Linked DNA regions of Homo sapiens: region 1 is linked to region 2. Evidence: chromatin loops called from intact Hi-C (ENCODE). Cell type or tissue: heart right ventricle. All regions are shown on one strand. Each heading gives the region's core, and the rest is flanking DNA. Links, peaks and the distances in the headings are about the cores only.

Region 1 (5,363 bases), core at 112-5,111, 53 kb before region 2:
GCAGCAGCAGATGTGGAGGGCTTCTCACAAGTGACAGCAAGACTGTCTGTAAAACGGCCACTTTGACCTGGTGGTGTTCTGCTCTTTTCATGGCCATAGAGTACTCTGGTAAGGACTGATAGTAAGAGTGTCTTGTTTATGTCTTTATCTGGGTGGGTGCAGTATCTACTGATGAGGAAACATCTGGTCCCTGTTGGCCTGATACCCTTTTTTTTTTTTTTTTTTTTTTTTTGAGGTGGAGTTACACTCTTGTTGCCCAGGATGGAGTGCAGTAGTGGTGCCACCTTGGCTCACTGCAACTTCCGCCTGCCTGGCCCTATCTTATAATTTAAAAGGCATCAGGGGCCAGGTGCTATGGCTCACACCTCTAATCCTAGCACTTTGGGAGGCCAAGACGGCAGATCACTTGAGGTCAGGAGTTCGAGACCAGTCTGGCCAACATGGTGAAACCCCATCTCTACCAAAAATACAAAGATTAACTGGGCGTGGTGGCGTGCACCTGTACTCCCAGCTACTCGGGAGGCTGAGGCAGGAGAATCACTTGAACCCGGGAGGCGGAGGTTGCAGTGAGCTGAGATGGCTCCACCTCTGCACTCCAGCCTGGGCAACGAGCAAAACTCCATCTCAAAAAAAAATACATAAGATGGAGTCCTTTTCTCAGATGAGGTCACTTATATCAAGGGTGCTCTATACAGTTGCTTAACTAAATTAACCTGGTTTTTGTTCTGTGCACACTCAGAGCTGTTTAAATGTCTCCCAAGACTGTCACTGTTAATGACTGTGGACAAGAGCCAGGTTCTTTTATTATCTTGTTTATTTATTTTTTTATTTTTTTTATTTTTTTTCCAGACGGAGGTTTTGCTCTTGTTGCCCAGGCTGGAGTGCTGTGGCGCAATCTTGGGTCACTGCAAACTCTGCCTTCCGATTTCAAGCAATTCTCCTGCCTCAGCCTCCCGAGTAGCTGGGATTACAGGCGCCTACCACGACGCCTGGCTAATTTTTTGTATTTTTAGTAGAGACGGGGTTTCACCATGTTGGCCAGGTTGTCTCGACCTCCTGACCTCGTGATCTGCCTGCCTCAGCCTCCCTAAGTGCTGGGATTACAGGCATGAGCCACCGCACCTGGCCCTTTTTTATTATTTTTTATAGAGATGGGGTCTTGTTGTGTTGTGCCGGCTGGTCTCCAACTCGTGGACTCAAGTGATCCTTCTGCCTTGGCCTCCCAAAGCACTGAGATTACAGGCGTGAGCCAACGCCCAATGGCACTGGGATCTTAAACATGGGGCCAGAGTCTGCTCATGTCCAGCAGCACCAGCGAGGACCCCTGACTGCCATCTGGGAATGTGTGGCACCAGGCAGGTCATGTGACCCTAGCCCACACCCTCCACAGATCTGGAGGGAGGGTAAGGCCTGGTTTCATGCTGACTTCATTTCTGGTTGGATGGCCTCCAGGGTAAGGTGAGTTGAACTCTACGTCAGGAGTAATCCAGCCCCTCCAGGGCCAGCAGGAGTAAGGTGCGCCCCTCCAAGGATCTCCATGAGCTGCCTCTGTGAGCCTGACCTCCTACGGGCTAGCCAGCCTTCACCCAATCACTCACTGGTCCAGCTTCAGGGTCCCTACATGGATGTGGGTTGGAAGACAGGACAGGCACACAACCATAGATACTGATGGACATGGGCCATTTACAGAACTGAGGGCAAGAGAGCAATTTTGGCCACTGAGGCAAGTTCCTGGGTTAGCTGCACCGAGGAGGGTGCTGACCTCTGCCCCTCGGGTCCACAGGTCTGGGCCCCTGCTGCTGACATCCCCCACATGTCAGTCTGCCTGCTAGTGGGATTGACTAACTCATCAACGTGGAGTTTAATGCCCAACCAAGTGCAGACCACGCTCCTGTTTTGCGTCACCCTCTGCGAAGCTTCCTGCAAACTTGACTCCCTGCCCAGTGCCCCCAGCCCCAAGGTGGGACATATCCCCTGGGCACCCCCTCTGGTCCTGCTAAAGCCCAGCCCCTCTGCAGGTCACAACCCCTCCTCTGTCCTACCCCTTCTGCTGCCTGCAATTTCCTGAACTCCTTGGTAGGCAGTCTCCTCACCCTGTCCTCCCAGTGTCTCCCCACCCTGTCTTCCCTGCTTGCTCTGAGGGTCCCTAGGAGGGAGGTATTAACACCCTGGAGGCAGTACACAGGTGGGGCGCCCTCCCCTGACACACAGGTTCTTCTGGACTGGGTCCTGAGGCTGGTGGTGCATAGGGGGTCACGACTGCCCTTCCCCCAGGTCTGAGGGTTCTGCCCCTCTGCCTCAGCTGCTGCCCACTTTTTTGCCTTCCCATGAAGCCCAGCTGGCCACACCTGGGGATGAGTGTTTACCGGTAGCCTGAGGACGCACAGTGGAAACCTGGCAACCTGGGGCCTCCCTGTGTCTGGCAGCCTGGCAACTGTCACGCGGCGCCCAGCGCTGGCTTCTGGGGCACTGCAGTCCAGGGAGGGTGTGGCTATCTTCCCACAGGGCTCTTCTCTTCCCTCAGGCTGGTCTCCAGGAGGTAAGGCCCGCCCTGCAGGCAACACCGGTGCTTGGGCTCCTGCTGAGCAGTTCTTTCCTGCGAGTAACAGAACCAGGGAGGGAGGTGGGCTGTGGCCTCCCCTGCCCCTACAGTCGTCTCCTGCAGCTCCCACCATGCTGGACTCATCAGCAGCAGAGCAAGTGACCCGACTGACGCTGAAGCTCTTGGGACAGGTGAGGCAGAGCCCGGGATGCTCCTGTTTTTAACAACTCGCAGGCTGTGGCGTTGGAGGGACTCTTCGAGACAGCCCTGCAGGTGCAGAATGCAGGGCCCCAAGGGCTAGGCCTGGGGCTGGCAGCCCAGCGGACCCATCCTCAGACTTAGTCTTCACATTCTCTGAGGGTCTGGGTGGCCCATGACCGACCTGCCTGTCCTCGCAGGCCACTGAGCACAGGGTCTGGGGAGCCTCGGTGCCTGGGGGCACCTCTGCACCCCCTGCCTGCATTGTTCCCTCTCCTGCTGCCTGAGGGACCTGCTGCCCACCTTTCGCCAGCCCTGCATCCTGGCCCACAGGCCGCCATGAGAGGGACTCACCCCTGGACACACCCAGCAGGTAGCTGCTCAGCTCAGGGTTCAGGTGGGGGGTGATCTAGGCATGCACTGGCTGGGAAGCCTGGAGGCCTCACCAGTGAGGTGTCTCCCAGGGTTGCTCTTCAGAAATCTGCCTGAAGGGACCACTCAGAGCATCCGCCCCTAGACTTGTGGATGGAACACATGAATTTGCTAGAGGTCAGGCTTACAGAGGCAGCTCAGGGAGATCCTCGGAGGGGCTTGACTCCCGCCTGTTGGCCCTGGAGAGGCTGGGTTACTCCTGACGTACCATTCTTTTCACTCAGAAAGCCTCTTAGTCATTCCTGGAGCACACAGGGCCTTTGCGTGGAGCCACCGTCTCTGTCACGGTCTCTCTTCCTCACAGAAGCTGGAGCAAGAACGGCAGAACGTGGAAGGGGGACCTGAGGGCCTCCACCTCGAGCCAGGTGAGAGCCCCTGGGCTGCTTGGAACCAGCACAGACAGACGCAAGTGTAGCCACTCCAGGGGGAGCCACCTCCAGGGGGAGGTGGGGACAGCAACTCTGGGAATCACCCCCACTCCTGGTACCGGCGAGATTGTCCTCAACGCTTTTCCTTTACATTCAGAGTTGAAGACACCCCCATTCCTTATCACCTTTAGTCTGCAAACCCCAAAAAGGGGCACCTTCATTGTTCCCATTTTGCAGATGAGAAAATGGAGGCAGAGAGGTTGCTCACCCTGGCAGTGGTCGCACCCAGATCAGACCCAGTTGCTCTGGTTCCAGACCCTGAGCTTGTCCATTGGTTGGGGAGGAGCTGCTGTCCTCACTGTTACCCGGGGACGTCCAGGGAGAAGCTGAGGAGGCCAGAGGAGCATTTCTTGTTCTTTGGAACGTGGGGCAAGCTGTGAGCTGTGGGGGCTCAGCTGCCAAGGGCAGAGCCCAGTCTCAAATACAGAGAGAAAATCCCAAACCAGGTCCCCTGACTGCAGAGCCAGTGCGAGGGAATAGAATGGCTACCAGTGCCTGGGGCAGAGGGTTTGGGGACCCCCCCAAGGGCTGGCTAGGGTTCCCAACGGCCCCTCTCCAGTGTGATGCTGGGTGAGGGGCAGGACCCCTGTGCCTAAGGGAAAGGAGGCCAGAACCCTGCCCCCCACCTTCCGGAGCCTTCTCTTGAGTGTAGACCCTCCCCCAAGGAATGTAGACTTTTTCTTTTTTTTGAGATGGAGTCTCACTCTATTGCCCAGGCTGGAGTGCAGTGGTGCAATCTCAGATCACTGCAACCTCCGCCTCTGAGGTTCAAACAATTCTTGTGCCTCAGCCTCCCGAGTAGCTGAGATTACAGGTGCGCTCCACCATGCCTGGCCAACTTTTGTATTTTTAGTAGAGAAGGGGTTTTGCCATGTTCGCCAGGCTCGTCTCAAACTCCCGGCCTGAAGTAATCCACCCACCTCGGCCTCCTAAAGTGCTGAGATTATAGGTGTGACTCACTGCACCTGGCCAGATTTTTTTTTTTTATTCCTGAGACAGGGTTGGTCTCGCTCTGTTGCCCAGGATGGAGTGCAGTGGCCTGATCACAATTCACTGCACCCCCGACCTCCTGGGATCAAGCAATCCTCCCAGTGCAACCTCCCACTGTTGAGATGACAGGCATGAGCCACCACGCCCGGACTAGGGGGCAGACTTGAGGGATGTGCAGATACTTGGGGATCAGACCAGACTCTAGACCACTTGGGGCCAGAGGGTGGCTCCAGGTGGCCAAGGTCAGGCTGCAGCCAGCCCTGTAGAGCCCTTGACCTCCTGGAGCCCAGGGCACTCTGTATGAAATGCACTCAGGAGGAACCTGGTCGCGTCATTTCAGCCTCCCTTCCAGGAATGAGATGACCATCCTCCAGCACTGAGTTCCCTGGATTACCCCTCCCCTGATGCTGCCCCTTGCCCTCCTTACCCAACACTGGTCCCTCTTTATCTGGGATAACCTAAGACCAGGATCCTCCCAGGCCTCCCCCATCCTGGGAGTGTGGGTGAGGCAGGGCCTTCCGACATGGGTGCAGTACCATCCAGTCCGAGTGCTTGCAGCGACAGCCTCTACGCGTTCCTTGGTAAGCAAGCAGGTTCTTCCCTCCAGGAAATGAGGACCGGCCGGACGATGCCCTGCAGACTGCTCTGAAGAGAAGGAGGGACCTTCTGCAGAGACTCCGGGTAGGCCCTGCACCCTCTGAGCGAACCTGGCTGAGCTCACTGTAGCAGAGATAGCTGCTCAGCCTTAAGGCACCAGGTCGGGGAGTATTAGG
Region 2 (5,363 bases), core at 241-5,240:
ATTTTCATGTTTTTCCTTTGTCTATTTTTACTTTTATTTTTATTTATTTATTTTTTTGAGATGGAGTCTCACTTTGTCACCCAGGCTGGAGTGCAGTGGCATGATCTCGGCTCACTGAAACCTCCACCTCCCGGGTTGAAGTGATTCTCCTGCCTCAGCCTCCCTAGTAGCTGGTATTACAGGTGCGTGCCACCACACCCAGCTAATTTTTGTATTTTTAGTAGAGATGGGGTTTCACCATGTTGGCCAGGCTGGTCTCAAACTCCTGGCTTCAAGTGACCCGCCTGCCTTGGCCTCCCAAAGTGCTGGGATTACAGGCGTGAGCCACCACACCCAGCCCCATTGTCTTTTTTTTAAGACACTGGTTCTCACTCTGTCACCTAGGCTGGAGTGCAGTGGTGTGATCAAGGCTTACTGCAGCCTCAACCTCTTGGGCTCAAGCAGTCCTCCCACTTTAGCCTCCCATGTTGCTGGGACCACAGGTGCATGCCACCAAGCCCCACTAATTAAAACAAATTTTTTTTTATAGAGAATAGGATGTAGCTATGTTGCCCAGGCTGGTCTTGAATTCCTGGGCTCAAGTGATCCTCCCACCTTGGCCTCCCAAAGTGCTGGGATTACAGGTATGAGCTACTGCACCTGGTCTCTGTCTTCTTTTTTTTTTTTTAAGGCTCTTGTTAGAATGCCGTGAACAGTTGTCTCCAACTATTATATGTCATTCCACGGGATTGGTTTCCTGCTGGCATTCCATGGTCTCCGGGGTCCTCTGCAGCACCTTCCTGGCCTTTTGTCATGTGGATGCTGCACAGCTGACTTCACCTGGTCTTGTTGATGGACAGTTTGTTTCATGATTTCTCTTATGAATAAAACCTTCACAAGCCATCCTTCTCTATGAGAGTGTTTGCTTGGCACGCATTCCTGAGCACTGCCCCTGAGCAGACCGCCTATGATCTCTAAGCTTGGGTTCCGTGTTGCCAAAGCGCCTTCTGGTGGACTCAGCCCAGGAGGAGCCCATGTGCCCCACGCTGGCCATGGCTGTGGTCATGGGCTGACTGCATGTGTCTGACTGGGCCTTCGTCTGAGACTGCAGTGATTTCGCTCCTCCTCTCAGATCCGCAAGGATGCTCTCCGGGCGCTCAACTTTGCGTACACGGTGAGCACACAGCGATCTACCATCTTTCCCCTGGATGGTGTGGTGCGCATGCTGCTGTTCAGAGACTGTGAAGAGGCCACCGACTTCCTCACCTGCCACGGCCTCACCGTTTCCGACGGGTAAGAGCTGAGAATGGAACTGTGGGGCCCCTGTCTCCTTTTTTCTTGTTAATTCTGATGAAGGGCTGTGAAGGGCTGGCTGCTTGCCTGACTTGAAGAAGGTGCATTCCCTCTGCCATGCAGGTGAACACACGAGACTCAGAATGGCTGGGGGTGTTCCCAAGGTCACATCCTGGCTGTCAGCACATTGAGGGCTCAGACCAAGTTCTTTGTGACTCCAAAATCAGTCCTTTTCATGACTTGCTGACAAACCTAAAGATAAAAGTTAGGGCCTTCTTTATTCTTTCCCTTGACTGCCTTTGCCAGCCAATGACGGACAACCTCTGACGGCTGGGATGGAGGCACCCGCAGGCCAGCCGGAGTCTTCTCCGGTACTTACCAGTCAGAGTGGTGAGACTCACAGACGCTCTCTCAGAAACTGGCAGCTTACACTCAACACCCGGTGCCTAGTTCCCCACCCTGTCTCCTCTAACTCCTCACCTGCCTCCTGCCTGTCTCCTCCTTCCAGTTCTGTCTCCTTCTAGTTCTGTCTCCTCCTTCCAGTTCTGTCCTCAGAAAATTAGACGGTTTTGGGTGAGCCAGCAAGGAGGCAGGAGTGAGTCAGCGTGCGTCTGTTAACACGCTGGGCTTAGTGGTTCTAGGGACCTACAGAGGCTCCAGGGTGGGCGGCAGTGGGACCTGGCGCCTGTGCTTTCTGTTATTTACACATGGCTGTGGTGACACCCAAGGGGCTTGCAGTACTCGGCAGGGCACTGAGGGCGAAGCTGTCTTCTCCCCTGGTGACACCCCTCGGGGGTCTTTTGTGGTCTGGGTAGCTGTGTGGAGCTGAACCGGTCTGCATTCCTGGAACCAGAGGGATTATCCAAGACCAGGAAGTCGGTGTTTATTACTAGGAAGCTGACGGTGTCAGTCGGGGAAATTGTGAACGGAGGGCCATTGCCCCCCGTCCCTCGTCATACCCCTGTGTGCAGCTTCAACTCCCAGAACAAGTACATCGGGGAGAGCCTGGCCGCGGAGCTGCCCGTCAGCACCCAGAGACCCGGCTCCGACACAGTGGGTGAGTGAAGCTGCAGTCGTAGTGAGGGGACTAGCTGCATTTTCCCACCAGAACGCCTCCCAGGAGCCTGGGCATCTGCATTTTCTCGCCAGGACGCCTCCCAGGAGCCTGAGCACCTGTCTTGTCTTGGGGCCCAGGGGTGTGGCTCTTCCTCATGCTCAGATGGTTCTCACTGGGAGTGGACTGAGGGCTTTGAAGCCCTCCTCCTGGCTCCCTGACATCCTGGGGCTTGTTTTTCATGCAAAGCGTATGTTGTCCCACGTAGCTGGTCTCCTGGAGGGCAGGCCAGTCCTCAGGGTCACTGTGGGTGGCCTGGGGCTGTCCCTGCACAGACCTCGGTCCCCGTGGTGCCAGGCACCCTGTGTCTGCAGCTATGTTTTGTCCTGTATGTTTCCTTCCAGGCGGAGGGAGAGGAGAGGAGTGTGGTGTAGAGCCGGATGCACCCCTGTCCAGTCTCCCACAGTCTCTACCAGCCCCTGCGCCCTCACCAGTGCCTCTGCCTCCTGTCCTGGCACTGACCCCGTCTGTGGCGCCCAGCCTCTTCCAGCTGTCTGTGCAGCCTGAACCACCGCCTCCAGAGCCCGTGCCCATGTACTCTGACGAGGTAGGGACTCTTTTTTTCTAGGTCTGGACTCTGGGAAGCCCATTGTGCGCAAACGTCCTTAGTCATCACCCCATGAGGTGGGGCTGTGGCGCCTGGTCTCTCAGGAGAGTCCAGAGAGGGGTCCTGCCTAGAGTCACTCAGCCTCAGGTAGGGCCCACCTATTCAGGCTCATTCTGGAGTCCGTCTTCATCTCAGGAGCTTCCTGTCACAGCACCGGCCTGAGCCCGTGTGTCTGAACTCAACACCCGTCTATTCCTGACGGGATCATTGGCAGCATTGTGCGCCCCCTGATGGGTGTGACCTGGGGTGGCGTGTCCGCCTGGTGGGTGTGGCCTGGGTGGGTGTGTCCCCTTGGGTGTGGCCTGGAGTGGGCATGTCCCCCTGATGGGACCCCAATATGCATGGACTGAGTGTGGGTGTGTCCCCTGAAGGGCATGTCCTGGGGTTGGGTGTCCCCACTGATGGGTGTGACCTGGGATGGGCGTGTCCCCTGGCGGGTGTGCCCCCTGATGGGCATGGCTGGGGTGGCTGTGCCCCCTGATAGGCGTGGCCTCGGGGTGGTCGTGTCCCCTCTGGTGTGTGTGGTCTCTGGCTGTGCACCCTGATGGGCATGGCCTGGGGGTGGGTGAGCCCCTTGACCAGCCTGGCCTGGGGGTGGATGTGCCCCTTGATGGTTGTGGCCTCAGGGTGGGCATGGTCCCGACAGGTGCCTTGATATTGAGTAGAGCCTGTCGACTCCATGGTTGTGAGACTGGATTGTGCCACTCTGGCTGCTTCGGGGCAGGCACTGGGCACCAGCCCATCTGGGGATCAGGGAGTGCTTAGGGGGAGCATAGAGTGGTCACAGAAACAGAGGCTGCTTGACGTAGACTGGAGATGGCTAGGCCAGGGCGCTGTGTGGCCATCCGCAGGGCGCCTTCCTCTCCAGATGGCACCTTTCCATTCGCTAGGGGACACCTTTCCTGCAACAGCCTAGCCGACCCCGTGTCAGGGGTTGTGCTTCTGTCACGAGACGCCTGCAGACTGTCCGGTGACAACATGTTACCCAGCATTTCTGCCCTGGGTGGGACGTTCCATTACACCCCATGCTGGTCTCTCCACAGGACCTGGCGCAGGTGGTGGACGAGCTCATCCAGGAGGCCCTGCAGAGGGACTGTGAGGAAGTTGGCTCTGCGGGTGCTGCCTACGCAGCTGCCGCCCTGGGGTGAGTGGCATCTCGTGCTCCCCTCCTGCTACGTGCTGCGGGGAGCTGCACCCAGTCCTCCAGAAGTTTCCTCTCATAAAGTTGCCTGCGTTTTTGGAGTCATAATCCAATAAGTTATTGCCAGATACAGTGTCAGGAAGATTTTCCCCTACATTCTTCTTTTTCAAGATGGTTTTGCTATTTGGGGTCTCCTGAGATACCATGCGAATTTTAGGATGAGTTTTTCTGTTTCTGCAGAAAGTGCTGTTGGGATTTTGATAGGGATTGCGTTGAATCTGTAGATTGTTCTGGGTGGTACTGTCATCTTTTTTTTTTTTTTTTTTTTTTTTTTTTTTTGAGATGGAGTCTTGCTCTGTTGCTCAGGCTGGAGTGCAGTGGCTCCATCTCAGCCTCACTGTAACCTCCACCTCCTGGGTTCAAGCAATTCTTCTGCCTCAGCTTCCCGAGTAGCTGAGATTACAGGTGGGCACCAGCCTGGCTAATTTTTTTATTTTTTGTGGAGATGCTTTTCGCCATGTTGTCCAGGGATGGTCTCGAACTCCTGGCCTCAAGTGATCCACCTGCCTCAGCCTCCTAAAGTACTGGGATTACAGGCATGAGCCACTGCACCTGGCCAGTATTGTCATCTTAACAATATTAAATCTTCTAATCTGAGAATGTGGGATGTCTTTCCATTTATTTAGGTCATTCTTAATTTCTTTCGACAATGCTTTGTAGTTTTCAACGTATAAAGTTTTTGCCTCCTAGGTTAAATTGTTTTTTTGTTTGTTTGTTTTGTTTTGTTTTTGAGACGGAGTCTCGCTCTGTCGCCCAGGCTGGAGTGCAGTGGCACAATCTTGGCTCACTGCAACCCCCACCTCCCGGATTCAAGCGATTCCCCTGCCTCAGCCTCCCGAGTAGCTGGGATTACAGGCACCTGTCACCAAGCCTGGCTAATTTTTTGTATTTTTAGTAGAGACAGGGTTTCACCATTATTAGCCAGGATGGTCTCGATCTCCTGACCTCGTGATCCGCCCGCCTTGGCCTCCTAAACTGCTGGGATTACAGGTGTGAGCCACCGCACCTGGCCTTGTTGAGGATTTTTATATCCATATTCATGAGGGATATTGGTCTGTAGTTTTCCATTTCTTTTTTTTTTTTTTTTTTTTTTTGAGACGGAGTCTCCCTGTCGCCCAGGCTGGAGTGCAGTGGCGTGATCTCGGCTCACTGCAGGCTCCGCCCCCCGG

What was found. Hi-C counts contacts between places; a loop is a spot of excess contacts. Peaks named below come from ENCODE experiments on the same cell type or tissue, not always from the same donor. Only the 100,000 strongest peaks of a DNase experiment are listed, where the experiment ranks them.
Region 1: it touches region 2 in a loop (2.3-fold over the local background); 3 of 110 quality-filtered maps call a loop at or near these places.

What each region holds. Positions count from the first base shown.
Region 1 is chr21:46,315,382-46,320,744 of GRCh38, reverse strand. C21orf58 (chromosome 21 open reading frame 58) reads left to right here. Exons shown (of 8, transcript NM_058180.5): 2 at 2,525-2,733; 3 at 3,477-3,537; 4 at 5,198-5,271. Among named protein-coding and RNA genes, the nearest start is that of C21orf58, 5.8 kb to the left of the region's middle. RefSeq lists enhancers at 1,206-2,040, 2,041-2,875, 3,711-4,546. In heart right ventricle, for the core only: no CTCF peak of the experiment used is centred there; a DNase peak (open chromatin) is centred at 2,454.
Region 2 is chr21:46,262,891-46,268,253 of GRCh38, reverse strand. MCM3AP (minichromosome maintenance complex component 3 associated protein) reads left to right here. Exons shown (of 28, transcript NM_003906.5): 10 at 1,112-1,272; 11 at 2,088-2,329; 12 at 2,731-2,933; 13 at 4,037-4,137. Among named protein-coding and RNA genes, the nearest start is that of MCM3AP, 20 kb to the left of the region's middle. In heart right ventricle, for the core only: no CTCF peak of the experiment used is centred there; no DNase peak of the experiment used is centred there.